Regions from separate parts of the Mus musculus genome. Here region 1 is linked to region 2. The links are chromatin contacts, found by Hi-C or POLR2A ChIA-PET in ENCODE. All regions are on one chromosome and are shown on one strand. Each heading gives the region's core, a stretch centred on a gene start or an enhancer-like site at or near the end of the contact. The rest is flanking DNA. Distances are from core to core; before and after follow the strand shown. Region 1 holds the start of Prrg4 (proline rich Gla (G-carboxyglutamic acid) 4 (transmembrane)). Region 2 holds the start of 2310047K21Rik (a long non-coding RNA gene).

Evidence for each region. A loop is a pair of places that touch in the nucleus more often than their neighbours do. ChIA-PET counts read pairs that join two places held with the same protein, here RNA polymerase II (POLR2A).
Region 1: a map of heart shows a loop between it and region 2 (3-fold over the local background). The contact joins the promoter of Prrg4 here to the promoter of 2310047K21Rik in region 2. A Hi-C loop is called at or near these places in 1 of 37 maps with a recorded cell type or tissue (heart). POLR2A ChIA-PET finds 5 or more read pairs at or near these places in 5 of 5 experiments (Patski and embryonic stem cell).

The regions. Positions count from the first base shown.
Region 1 is chr2:104,847,026-104,853,481 of GRCm38, forward strand. Prrg4 (proline rich Gla (G-carboxyglutamic acid) 4 (transmembrane)) reads right to left here and starts at 2,825. Exons shown (of 6, transcript NM_178695.5): 1 at 2,521-2,825; 2 at 2,051-2,175. The coding sequence starts at 2,153.
Region 2 is chr2:104,813,702-104,820,364 of GRCm38, forward strand. 2310047K21Rik (a long non-coding RNA gene) reads left to right here and starts at 3,221. Exons shown (of 3, transcript XR_003953885.1): 1 at 3,221-4,801. It overlaps Qser1 (glutamine and serine rich 1), which reads right to left and starts at 2,995. Exons shown (of 12, transcript NM_001123327.2): 1 at 2,899-2,995. Gm39898 (a long non-coding RNA gene) reads left to right here and starts at 5,130. Exons shown (of 2, transcript XR_866613.1): 1 at 5,130-5,169; 2 at 5,208-5,505. It also overlaps the pseudogene Gm13886.

The sequences.
Region 1 (6,456 bases), core at 1,575-4,074, 33 kb after region 2:
CACAGGTTTTAGTACTATCTGAGGTCTCAGGGATCTGTGGGGGTGGAGGGGTGGGGGCTGGGAGGTCAGGGGTAGGGGTGAGAGTGGTGTGGTGGCTGGAACACACCGACTGAAGATAAGGGGAGGGGTAGTGTGCCTCTAGCATTCCCATGAGACTGTCTCATGTGCAGATGGGAAGCTCTGCCTGTGCCTGTGTCTCACAAGGCTCTCCCAGCGTGAGCAGCTGCTGCTTACTCTTCCTGTGTGCTTCAGGGGCCTCCCTTCCCGTCTCACTTCTGTCACTAAGCTTTGATTGTGTAATTAGATCAGGGACTTGCACTTGTTTGTTTGTTTGTTTGTTTGTTTTTTGAGACAGGATTTCTCTGTGTAGCCCTGGCTATCCTGGAACTCACTCTGTAGACCAGGCTGGCCTGGAACTCAGAAATCCACCTGCCTCTGCCTCCCAGGTGCTGGGATTAAAAACATGCGCCACCATTGCCTGGCTTGCATTTCTTAAATAAAGAAAATATCTAATAAAAACAAAGCAAAACAAACAAAAAATATCCTCATTCTAAGGTTAATCTAGCACAGCATCTATCATTTGCATTGTTAAATACTTTTTTAATGAAAAAATGTAAATGAGCTAAATACCTAATAGAAAATGGAAAAAAAAAAAAAAGAAAGAAAGAAAAATGGAATTAGAATGAAGGGCTTCATGTTCTTGGCTCAGAAGAAAGCTCTTCCTAAGTCAAGAATGACAGTCCTTTCTCCATCTCTAGCGGCCAGCAGAGGGCCTGACACACAAAGTGTGCTTATATATGACTCCTGACTCATTTTCATTTCCTGCAACCAACTGTAGCCCTCTGCACTTGGCTCTGACTTCTGGATTATTTTATGTTTGTGACAGTAACTCCAGTGCCTGACATGTGTATAAATGAATGCACTCACAACCATCCCAGAGAACAGTCTCTGTGTCTTACCTGAGCATGGACCATTACTACAGGTAGACTTAGGGATAATGGGGGGCTCGGGGAAACACAAGGACCCCTTTTATTCTAACAACCTCTCTCATGTTTCAAATTTGCCTCTTCAAATTGCCTAGAACTTTACCGTTAGAATGTGATTCCTTTAGGCCGAAGTATTGCCCTTTCCTAACAGACACACACACACACACACACACACACACACACACACACACACACACACACGGAGTGAGGGAGCACACTTCATCAATCATTAAAATGTCTGTCAGGAGTATTAATGGCAGATCCTACTGAGAACTGGATCTGATAAAGGGGATAAGGGATAATAAAGGACAGGAATGTGTGAGTTGAGTAACCCCAAGGTGCTGGTGCTTGTGGCAAAAGCCAGTGACTAAGTAGGGGGAAGGAAGCGGAGAGCTAGGGCTTTTTTTTTTCTTTTTCTTTTTTTCCTTCTCACTTCAGATTTTGCCAGGTTAGGCTTTTTAAATGGAAGCAGGAACCAATTTGTGACCTGTAACCGAAAATCCTGGGCCAGCAAACTACACTTAATCTCTCAAGCATCTGCCTTTATCTACACAACGTTTGGAACAATGACCAGAAGGGTCATCCTACCTTCCAGCCCTTGCTCTGGATCTCACAAATCCAGACTAGGGGACAGGATGTGGCTCAGCGGTAGAGCACTTGTCTATATGGGGACTCCCAGCGGTGCACAAACAAGTCCTGACAAGAGTCTGGCCTCCCTGTCAGTCTTCCAAGAAGCAGCCTTCCTCTTTATAACTAACACACAGCTTCATCTAGGAAACGACAACTCACTGACTTTCGGACTTCGAAAAAGGCTTTCAATTTAGTCAACCACAAACCAGGTGTTAAACATCTGTTTACTAAGGGAGATACGTTTGTACATATTATAGTTAAAAACCCACAACTCTAAACAAGAAAGCCACAAATTAAAACATAGGATATGCTGTTGCACTGTGGTTCACGGGGGCGTGTAATTCCCCCTACCACACTTTGGCTTGAGATCTACACAGTAGACCGCAACTGGTTTCAGAAGTGTTTTCCCCCAATCGGCAGCCATGCTTGCTTACCTTCTTCTGGGGCATGTTCGGAATCCTTTAGGCTTCTGATACAATGAGGAACTGCGAGGGTAAGTCTGGGCAGCTGGCTGAGTACGATCAGAAGTGGAAACATAGTCTAGCAACTGTCAAACAAACTAAAACAAAAGTGACAACGACATTAAAAGAAAAGAAAAGAAGCAGGCCAAGTCTCAGCCTGTTGGGTTTTAGTCGGAACTGAGTCAACAACGACCTGTTGCACCCCACGGGTCGCTCTTAATCTATGGGACCCAAGGCGCTCCGGGCAGGTGGCACCTCCGGAGCGCCTGGGAACAAAAGGTACTCCCGGGAAGCTGCGGAGGAGAGTTCGGACACTGGCCCAGGCAGACGCGACTCTCGCCCACGCTGACAGGCAGCTAGGTGCTGGAATGCCACTGTCGAGACATCGTCTCTGGATGACTCTCCCACTCCTCCCCGCCCCGCCTCGCCGCTGGTCGCCGCACCTGTGTCCCCGGGCGCATGTTCCAGCAGCCCCTGGGCGGGAACCGAGTTATCCGCTTGGCCCGAGAGGTGGCCTGGCCCTGAGTCGCGGACGCCTCTGGATCTCGGCGACAGTCGGAGCCTAGCTCTTCGCGGCTCCAAGGCGACACCAGGACGCAAAAGAGGCGCCCAGGATCCGCGCAGGGGCGCTCGGGGAACGTGCGCCGCACGGGGCCCAGCTTGTGTGCTGGAGCCACTCCCACCGCTACCGGACGAGGAGGTCACCTGGCAGCGCTCCACCTCCCGCTCTCGGTCCCCAGCCCTTCTCGACTGAGACCCGGACGCTCACACTTTGGCGGCCTATCAGAGCGCCCTCCCGAGGTTACCTTCGGTCAGCTGTTCTCGCAGGGTGGTCCAGGGATGAGAACATAGCATTCATCCGAGAAAATATACTTTGTTAGTGATTTGCATTGTCACATGACCAAAAATCAATTAATAGCAATTACAAAGTTCTCAGATGTATTTCACCAGGTCTGGGTTGTCTACAAAAATACTTTCAAATATGTCCCCGAGTCAAAATTGTTTCCACGACAACAATGCAAGGTTTCACCTCTTTTACTTTCATTCTTTCCCTCCTTGGGTTTACAGTGGAAATTTCCAGAAGCTGTTTGACATGTGATGATATCATCACTCTGCTAACTAATAAGCCTCCAGTGGATGAATACTTGTGATGCTTAATATCTTCCATACTACTAGGTTAGTGTCGGTATGTAAATTTAAACAAAATGTGACAAATTGTGTTTGTTCTCAGAATATTTCTGCTTTTATTAGATATCTTTGGCCGTAGCTACCCATATACCCAGACAGCTAAAAAGTTCATCCTTCTTGAACAAATAATCTTAGATCTTGAACTTTTCGTTGAGTTTTTTTCTTTTTTCTTTTTTTTTTTTTGAAACAGCAAGAGCATAAGCACCCTTAATTGTCATGAGATGAAGTTAAATTTTGAAAATTTCTCTATTTAAAAATGTTGTGTGAGAGATATAATTAAAAATAATTCAAGAGGCCCAGAGCTCGAGGTGTGAGAAGATAGGAGAACAGTGTCTCACCACACTCTTCATGTCCAAACAGCATGCGCTGTTACTCTTGGGAACGCTATTTAAATTTTGCTCTTTGGCCAGAGTAGCCTGGAACTTCATACAGTTGAAACAGAGCACAGTGAAATGGCATTCCCACTCCTTTCTAGTCTCCAGTTAATTCACTTTTCACCAAATTTGTTTTCTTCCCTGAAAGGCTATTATCTATTTTATTCTGATTAATGGATTCAAGTAAGAATTTCCATATGTTTTGCAGACGTTGTTTTTGTTTCCTTCCAAACACTATCCATGCCCCACGCCCTAGAGGCTTAAGCGGTCTGGAAAATGGAGTCTGCTCTTTCACCTTACTTAAGCAGTGGAGATCAGACTGTGGAGAAGCTAGAAATACCTTATGGTTGAGCACAGGAATCGGAAGTATCTCTCAGGAGACCCATTCTCCTGCTCCCTCATTTAGACAACCTGTGGCTGGAAGCCCTGGGAAGAGAGGGATAAACACCATTTTGCTTTTGGGAGAACTGAGTCTTTCTGAGATCTGTATCTAACAATGTAGACTGTCAAGTTCTACTAGGGCAAGGGCAGATTTCGTTACTTCCTTTCCAGTACGCAGAAAAAGCCTCTCCTGGTTATTATATTCAGTACATTTTGTTAGGTGGCAGCTATTTATTGTTAAGTAGAAATGCTTCTCACTTTTATTTAGTGTGTGTGTGTGTGTGTGTGTGTGTGTGTGTGTGTGTGTGTTCAAGATAGGGTTTCTCTGTTAGCCCTGGCTGTTCATTATGCAGACCAGGCTGGCCTCTAACTCAGAGATCTGCCTGCCTCTGCCTCCAAAGTGCTGGGGTTAAAGACATGCACCAATACCACCCAGCCACACTATTTTTAAAAATAGCATTTTATTAATTCTTTGAGAATTTCATACTATGTATTTTGATCATATTCACCTCTCCTTCCCAATTCCTCCCATACCTATCCTCACCTCCCTCCCTACCTAACTTTGAGCCCCTCTCCCCAATCTAATCCAGTTTTCATTGTCCAACACCTGAGAGTCGGGCTTTTTCCTGCCCTATGAGGAGTCACAGGAGTCTTTAAAGGAAGCTGACAAACGCTAATTGCTTCTTCCATAGTGCTGGGCTTCTGTCTGGCTTGAGCTGTGGAAAGAAAGTCTTGTGCTTGCTGTCAGCTTCACACTGTTTTAGGGAGAGGCACATAGTGAGAGAAGCTCCCTGCAGTGAAGTCAGCAGATGGGAATCTGATAGCATTCCTTGGTAGAATGAGCCTACTCACATCGCTGGAAATTTGGGCGGAAACAAAGGAGGCTTTGTGTTCACATCAAATATGAGCATTTATAGACTGGCGGTGAGGTGAGGGGAGTCAGAAAAGACAAGATTGTTTCTCAGCGGTGGCTTACAAGCTACACATTCCCTTTTGATATGGGCCCTAAAATGGTATAGCACTTGGCAGGACACATACATGACCACTATGGAACTGAAAGATGTTCTGGGGTTGGGGGGGGGGGCAGGGAGGGGAAGAGAGAAGGAGAGAGTTAGTAGCAGACTCTTGATTTGTTCTGTTATTTACTTATTTTCTTCTGCATTTGATTTCTTATTTTATTATTATTTTTTATAATCACAACATCCTTACACTTTTATTTGTCCTAAAGTATTTTAAGTTCTCTTCCAGAAAGCATTTCTCTGCCATCAGTAGAGCTGGACCAGGTGCTCTAATTCTCATTTCACGCAGAAGGACATTGAAGCACGGCAAAGTGAACGCATAAGGAGCCAGGTTCCTGAGTCTTTCCAGTCCTGTCTCTGAATTATTAAGCAATGAAGGGCAATGGGTAAAGGATTGTTTAATTTCAAAGGTAATAAGAAAAAAAGGGCAAAATAGAGCAATGAGATTAATGGACTTGGATGATGTGTCAACGCATCTCTGGGTTTGAGCACATACACACCCACCCACTTACCTATGTGAATTCAAGAATGAAATGGGAACTGGCTCCTGTGTGGGCTTGGGGATGGACTCAAGGGCTGTGACGGAAGTGTTTGGGTGGTGGTCACGAAGCTCTTCCGTGTAAGGCTGACTGTAGTTCTGGAATAGGAGAGGAGCTGAACTTACATCTTGGTGACATTTAGCCTTGACATTTCAACAGCAACTGGCTGCTGTTTTAATTTATCCCAGTAAAATCAGTAAGCAGAGAAGAAATGACTCCTACTCCTCAATGTTAATTGTGTATCCGTGCGAAGGTATTTCTCGGAGTTATTGCATAGGGGTTAAAGACTGGTTTTATATGTTTGCCGGGAGCCCTGGTGGGAAACTTTTGATGGAGTTTAGATTTAATTCCATCATATAAGTAGCAAAATATTTCAATAAAAATCAAGGATCCTGAAAAATGTCATCTATTTCCTTTCATGAGCCGTGATGAGAGCTATGTTCTGATAAAAAAAAGTCCTATCGTCCTTTCAAGGCACCTAGAAACCTGAAATGGTGTGGTTCTGAGCTCTCCCCAGGGCCCTGTGATAAGGACTTTTGTCACAGTTTGTCATAGAGCTTGTCACTGTGCGCATGGACCTTACATTTTTTACAGCTGCCATCAGTTCTTTTCCCATCCCTCATTTCTTATCATAAGCTTTGTTCCTCCCACTTACCCTCTCAGGACTGGTATTACAGGTGTTCACCACACAACTTTTCTGGCTTGTTTTGTAAACACATGCTCAAGTAATCATAGCGTTCCAAACGAGTTTTCTTTTTTTTTTTTCATGCTCAGTTTATGCAGAATCATTTGCAAAGCCATACTTTCCATATATGTCACCTATCGAAAATGAAACAAATCGTGCATTTCTACCTATAACTGACTCCGTTTGATGTGAT
Region 2 (6,663 bases), core at 1,971-4,470:
ATTCCCTTTTATAGAATCCATATTGAAAACACACACACACACACACACACACACACACACACACACACACACCACCCCTCAAACAACCTCCTAAACGGTCATGATAATAAGCAAAGCATATGATCATTTGGTTTCCAAAACTGAGTGCCACAAACTATTAGAAATGTACAAGAGTAGTTAGTTCCTAGCCCAAAACTACACAAGTAACTACCAAGTGCTACATTAGAAACACTCAGAGTCCAAAATCCTCTCCATAAATCCTTTTTAAAGAAACAAACAAAAAGTCTCCTTATCATTTTCCAAGTGTTACAACAATCAAATATGGTGTACATCTTTAATCCCAACACTTGGGAGTCAGAGGTAGGCAGTTCTGTATGTTTGAGGCCAGCCTGATCTACATAGTAAGTTCCAGGTCAGCCTTGTCCAGGGGGGGTGGGGGGGAGAAAACAACCAACCAAAACCAACCAAAGAAAGAAAGAAAGAAAGAAAGAAACAAATCTATTATCTGATGGAACTGCTGTACCAAAGAAAATACTGTTTCAAACTCATGATTTCCTTGGCACCTCCTGTTAAGTGATGAAAATGCATTTTAGGAGCAAGCAAAGACATAAAGTAGAACGTTAGATCCCATGTCAGTAACAGGTGAATGCCATGACCATCTGTCCGTTTCTGAGTAAGTTACAGGAAACAAGGTGGCAGACAGGCTAATTCTTTATGGATAAATATCTGTATTACATCATCACAGCTAGTGTTCATTTGTACCTTCCAAAGAAACTGCCACAAAAGGGAAACAAAAACATTCAACTGATACATGAATTACGAAACAGCTTTTCTAAATGTTGTAAAAATATGATTAAGCTTTTGAAATGCCCAATCTTTAAGGACTCTGAAGGCACAGTCCGGCTATAGTACTTTGGATATAACTGAAATCAGAGGACATTTGCCTGGCTTGAAGAAAAGTAATGCACAATTAAGAAGTGTGAGCAGCCCTGTACAGATGGCCTAATCCTAACACAACATGTTAACAAAGCAGGTTTTATGGGGGAGGGGAAAAGCCTGCATTATCTACGCTATAATTTAGCTGACCACACCCCTCCAAAATGTTTTAAAGCAAGGGGTTAGGGAGTGGATCTAAGGACCAGCAACATCCAAAACAATAACAAAAATCTTTTAAACTTGTTTTCAAACATGCTTAGGTAGTTATTCAGAGTTAGACTGATAACATTTGGAAAATATGGCCAGTCAGCTTTTGCTTTTTGCCTCAGAGGTATTCTGCTCAAACAAATAACAGACAATAACTAGGCAGGATTTCAGTGTTATTTACCAAAAAGAAAAAATATTTGAGATATAAGAAATGCTACGCATTACCCATCATTGCTGATCTCTGGAGAGAAAAAATTGTAAGTCATATAGATAATGTAACTGTTCTCTGTAAAATGATAAACTACCACCAAAAATAACCAAGGAAGGGTCTAATATTCTTCCTAAAAATTCTTCAAAATGTTTTATTTACAATAACACGACACTATAGCTATTTCTGTAAGACCTCAGCGTCTCCAGTTAGCTCGAAACTGGAAAAATCACTTTCTTTTTAAAAATCCGGGCTCTTTTTAAACAAAAGATTTTTCTGAGGTTTATAATTACTCTTTTATTGAAGCATTATTATTTTTCTTTCTTTCATAATAACTCCGAGACTATCTAAGACAAAGACTAGTTAATTCTTTACACATCTATTCTAAATCATGAATGCGGCACTTTCATAAAAACAAAGGTAATTAGAATGTGTAAAGTGAAATAAAAAGTTCACTCGTGTCGTTTAAATCGTTTAGAAACCTGGTGAGATCACATAGGTACAAGGCTTCCTGTTGGTAGCTGAGGATGAAGTCATTACCAGCCAGGATTTCCCTGTTCTTGGGTCAGAAGCTATACCTACTAGATCGAGTATTGTTTAGGGGAGGCGGTTTTTAAAAAGTACCCCGCTCCCAAAGCCAGACCACGCCTTCCAGTTATCATTCGAATGTGACCATTTCAAAGTGTAGTACTGCTACACATTTCTCGCGAGCTTAAATAGCAAACAGGAGTCCCCATTTTGGGGTCTACTGCCCATGCTGGAGAGCCGCACTATACAATGAAGTGGAGACGGAGAAGCATGCTTTGGGTCTTCGACCTCTAGAGCCTTCTTTGACCACCAGCCCTCAACGCTTCCCAAAACTCAGTCACCCCCAGACACTGAAAGCCAAGAGGGAATCTTGACTTCCTGCCGTTGTTAAAAGCAGAGGAAACCCAAAAGCAACTTTGAACGCGTGGAACACTACATCACTATAAACATATGTCACCCAGCCCCTGCTTTGCATTCGTGTCCCGCCCTGGGGGTTCTCTTGCAGCCCAGTCATCCCAGGACCCCCAGTGTCAGCGACACGGCCCCGCTCCTCGTCATGCCCTGCCACCGCCCTCACCTTCACACTGCCGAAGCCCCCAACACCACATTGTCGGCCACCCAGATTCCAATACAATGGAATGTCACTGCCCAGGACTCCGCGGCGCCCCTTTAGGCCTCCCCGCGGAGTCAGTCCCGGTTCCCCAGATACCGAGGTCAGCCCGGAGCTTAAACTTTACCATGTGGGAGTCCAGCACCGAGAGGTGACTGCGCCCCTCCATCCCACCCAACCTTCCCTTTCTGCCCCACGCCCCGACCCGCCCCAGGAGCGAATCCTGCACCATGCGCCCCCTCCCAGCCGGGACCACCCGCCAGGAGTTGTCCACCGCCTCTCCCGGGAGCAAAGAAGGGCGCCTCGAAGGCTCCCCACCCGGCCTGGGCCCCCGAGAGGGGCGGGCACAGGCCCCGGCGCATCCGCGGCCTTTCCTGGCCCAGTGAGACCCCGCGCCCACCCTCTCTACCTGGCCTTGAGGCTGGGACTGCTGCCGCTGCAGCTGGGGCTGGAGGCGGCGGCCGGGACCCGGGCTTCGTAGGCCCAGGCGGGGGCAGCGGGCTGCGTGGCGGCGCTGGCGGGGGGCGCGGGAGGCTCAGCGAAGCCCGCGGGCGCGTAGTGCGCGTCCATGGCGGGGGCTGAGGCGGCGGGGGCGGGCGGGAGGCGCGGGGAGGAAGAGGCGGTGGCGGGAGCTGCCCCTCACATGGCGCGGCCGGGGGGCGGGGGCGCCTGGGCGGGGGAACCGGGCTGCGGCGGGCGGGCCTCGGCTCGGACGTCAGGAGAGCGGCGGCGCCTGCGGCCGGGACGCGAGGCGGCCACAGCGCCCGCAGCCCGGGCGCCCCATGTTGTTGGATTTCCCAGGATGCACCTCCCGCGCCCTCCGCCCGCTCGTCGCCCCGCCCCCCTCGGCGCCCCGCGCTGCTGGCTGCGGATTCGGGAGCCGGGCCGGACGAGGGCTGCTCCGTGGACGCCCTAGCGGTGAAGAGAAGGCCTACGCGCCGGAGCACCCGCATGGGTGCGGACAGGAGAGGGCTTGCCAGCACTGTGCCTGGAGTTCGTTACTCTGCGCTCCCGGGTTCTTTGAAGGAACTCAAACACTCGATTCCCGCTTGTGATTTCTTTCTCTGCGCCCCAAACCACAGACAAGGGACTGTTGCTTTGCAGTACTCGCTTCCTGCCCAAAGTTTGCTGGGCTTAGAGGATCTGGTTCCTGCTTCCTGGGGGAGATTTCTATTCAAATTGATTCAAATTCAAACGAATTTTGCAGCCCTAGCTGAATGGGCCTTTCCCAGGGGCACTTATTAACTGTCCCCACCCCCCACCTTGGGGATTTTCTTACTCTGGAGTTCAGAATCTTCTATCCCAAGATAAATACCGCCTCATCATTGATTAGTCCAACTACCATCTGGATGACTTTAATTACAATACATTCGAACTCACTATGCACTTTGTTGGGGCTCTCTGCTCAAGATGTTTAATCTCTGCAAGACTCTACCCAAACATTGCCTTATCGGACTTCTAAGCTGTGTGGTGTGAGTAATTTGATGACTTTGAGGTCGTGCCTACCCGAACTGTTTCTCCTTATGAGTAATGAAATTCAGGGATCATATGAATCGTTTGGCTTGTGATCCATAAGTTGAAAGTTAAAACTAACCGTGAAGCTTAGATTTAATGACTATCTCTCCTTTTAAAAAAAATCAATATTGGCTTAACACCTATCACGTGCTTAGCAAAGAGATCTCTCAAGATAAAGACTAGCACAAAGGTTTAAGCCAATCAGACAGGCGTAACGGAAGACCTAATAGAGCTGATACTCTCTATCTCTGGTGACTATCTAAACTTCTGTAATACCTGCCATTAGATCTGCCATCCCCTCCGAGACTGATTTTGTTCTGAGACTATGTTTTCCTCCTGGCGCCTTCATTCTTTTGTTTCTATGCTGTTTTTAGTGAAAAACCTTCTGCACCTGTGACTCTTGCAGCCTGGTCCCCCGGTGGGGAAGAAAAGAAAGTAGTGGTAATTTACAAATGAATTCGAAGGTGTGGACGCAGTAGACCTTTCCAGTTTTATGTTAATCTCATTAAGCATTTACCTAGGATATCTTTGGAAAGTGGTTTTCCTTGAGGAAGGAATTTGCCAAATCTCAGATCCAGCTGAGAAGTACGGCAAATATCCTCCTCCCTCTACAACATTTACTTCCAGCAGACTGGTGATCTGGAGTCTAAATGAAGCAAGTCTTCACAACTAGCTAATATATTTATAAGTACTTTTGTGAGCACTAAATTTTTGTCTCTGTGGAACGTGTGGGAAACGGAGTGGTATGCTGTAAATGTTTTATAGAATTTAGTTGGAGATACAACCAGTATTGAAGGGTGAGTTTACAGATTAAATCCAAACAAGTGGCAGTAAAACCTTTATAGTCTTTACAACAGTATGCAGTTTGTTTATACCACAGAAATCAGAGAAAAGACATTAAGGAAAAATTGTAGTAATTTGAAATAATATTCTTATTTCCATATATCTTCCTGAATAAAGTTTTGTTTAACCCAAAAACAATACGAGTATTTTCTCAACTGTTAGGTTCTTATGAATATCATTACTAAATAACTTTATATATGTATACATGTTTATAGGGCACAGTGTGGAACTCTGATACAGGTAAGCAAATATTTTAAAGTTGTAAAGCCATGTATCCTTGACTTTTAAACTCATCCTGAATGAATGAATGATCTTAAGAAGGGTGCCCCACCACTGCAAGCTTTGCATGTCTGTTTCAAGGTGCCCCACCACTGCAAGCTTTGCATGTCTGTTTCAAGGTGCCCCACCACTGCAAGCTTTGCATGTCTGTTTCAAGGTGCCCCACCACTGCAAGCTTTGCATGTCTGTTTCAACTCAAGCCTAACCAAGCCGGTTCAAGCCTGTTCCCGGATCAAAAGTTTAGAATGAGCGTTGCTTTTCTTGTTTTTAAATAAGAAATCCAGTTGTGTGTGTGGTGGTGATGATGTAGCTCTCAGAGAAAACTCTCACCTAACATATGCCCTGGGTTGAATCCCCAGCACTTCAAAATAATTAAAAATAAATATGACAAAATAGAGGGTTTTTGTTTTTTTTTTTAATTTGCTTTTTGGGTCTGAGTGTGGTGGTATTTGCCTTTAACCCCAGCAAGCAGATCTCTGTGAGTTCAAGACCAGCTTGGTCTACAAAGCTAGTTTCAGGATAACCAGGGGCTGTTACACAGAGAAACCTTGTCTTGAAAAACCAAAAGTAAATAATAAAAAAAATAAGGCTTTTATTTTATTATTTTACTTGCATGGATGTTTTGCCTGCATGTCAGGGTACCATGTATATGCAGGTGTCAGGAGAGGCCAGAAGAGGGCATCTGACTGCCTGGAATTAGAGTTATAAGCAGTTTTGAGCTGCTATGTGGGTGCTGGGAATAGAACCCAAGTCTTCTGGAAGAGTATCCAGTGCTCTTAACCTTCCTAGCCTTGAAAAGTAGATTTTAGATTTATTTATTTATTATATGTAAGTACGCTGTAGCTGCCTTCAGATACCCCAGAAGAGGGCATCAGATCTCATTCCGGATGGTTGTGAGCCACCATGTGGTTGCTGGAATTTGAACTCAGGATCCTCGGAAGTGCAGTCAGTGCTCTTAACCACTGAGCCATCTCTCCAGCCCCAAAAGTAGATTTTTTTAAATCCCCTCCTCCCCTTTCTTTTCTTGCCTATGAAACACCTACTCCTTAAAGACTTAGATATAAAGGGAGAGAGCAAGAAGAGGGAAGAATCAAGGCTGAGCATGCCCAGTAGACTACCCAGATCAGGAGAGGAAAGGAGGGAGGGAGAGCAGGAGAGGACCTGGGCCAAGAGACCAAAATGGCTTTGTTATACAGGGATGGAAGTTGGGAGGAAATGCAGAATTTAGAGTTGATTGATTAAAAATGGCATCTATGGTTGTTGTCGGATTCCTTCCTCCTTGCGCTTCCTAGCAGTGGCCTAGTGGAGATTTAAGCAAAGATGTCTGAATATGTTCAGGTTAAAAGTAGATGAAATACCATCAGAAGACGATGGGACAGTGTTGCTGTCCACAGTTACAGCCCAGTTTCCAGGGGCATGTGGCCTGTGCTACTGGAATCCAGTGTCTCAGTGTATGAGAGGTGTCCAACTGGTGGAAGGAATTCTGCATGCCCCAGATGCTGGCTGGGGCAATCTGGTATATGTTGTCAACTATCCC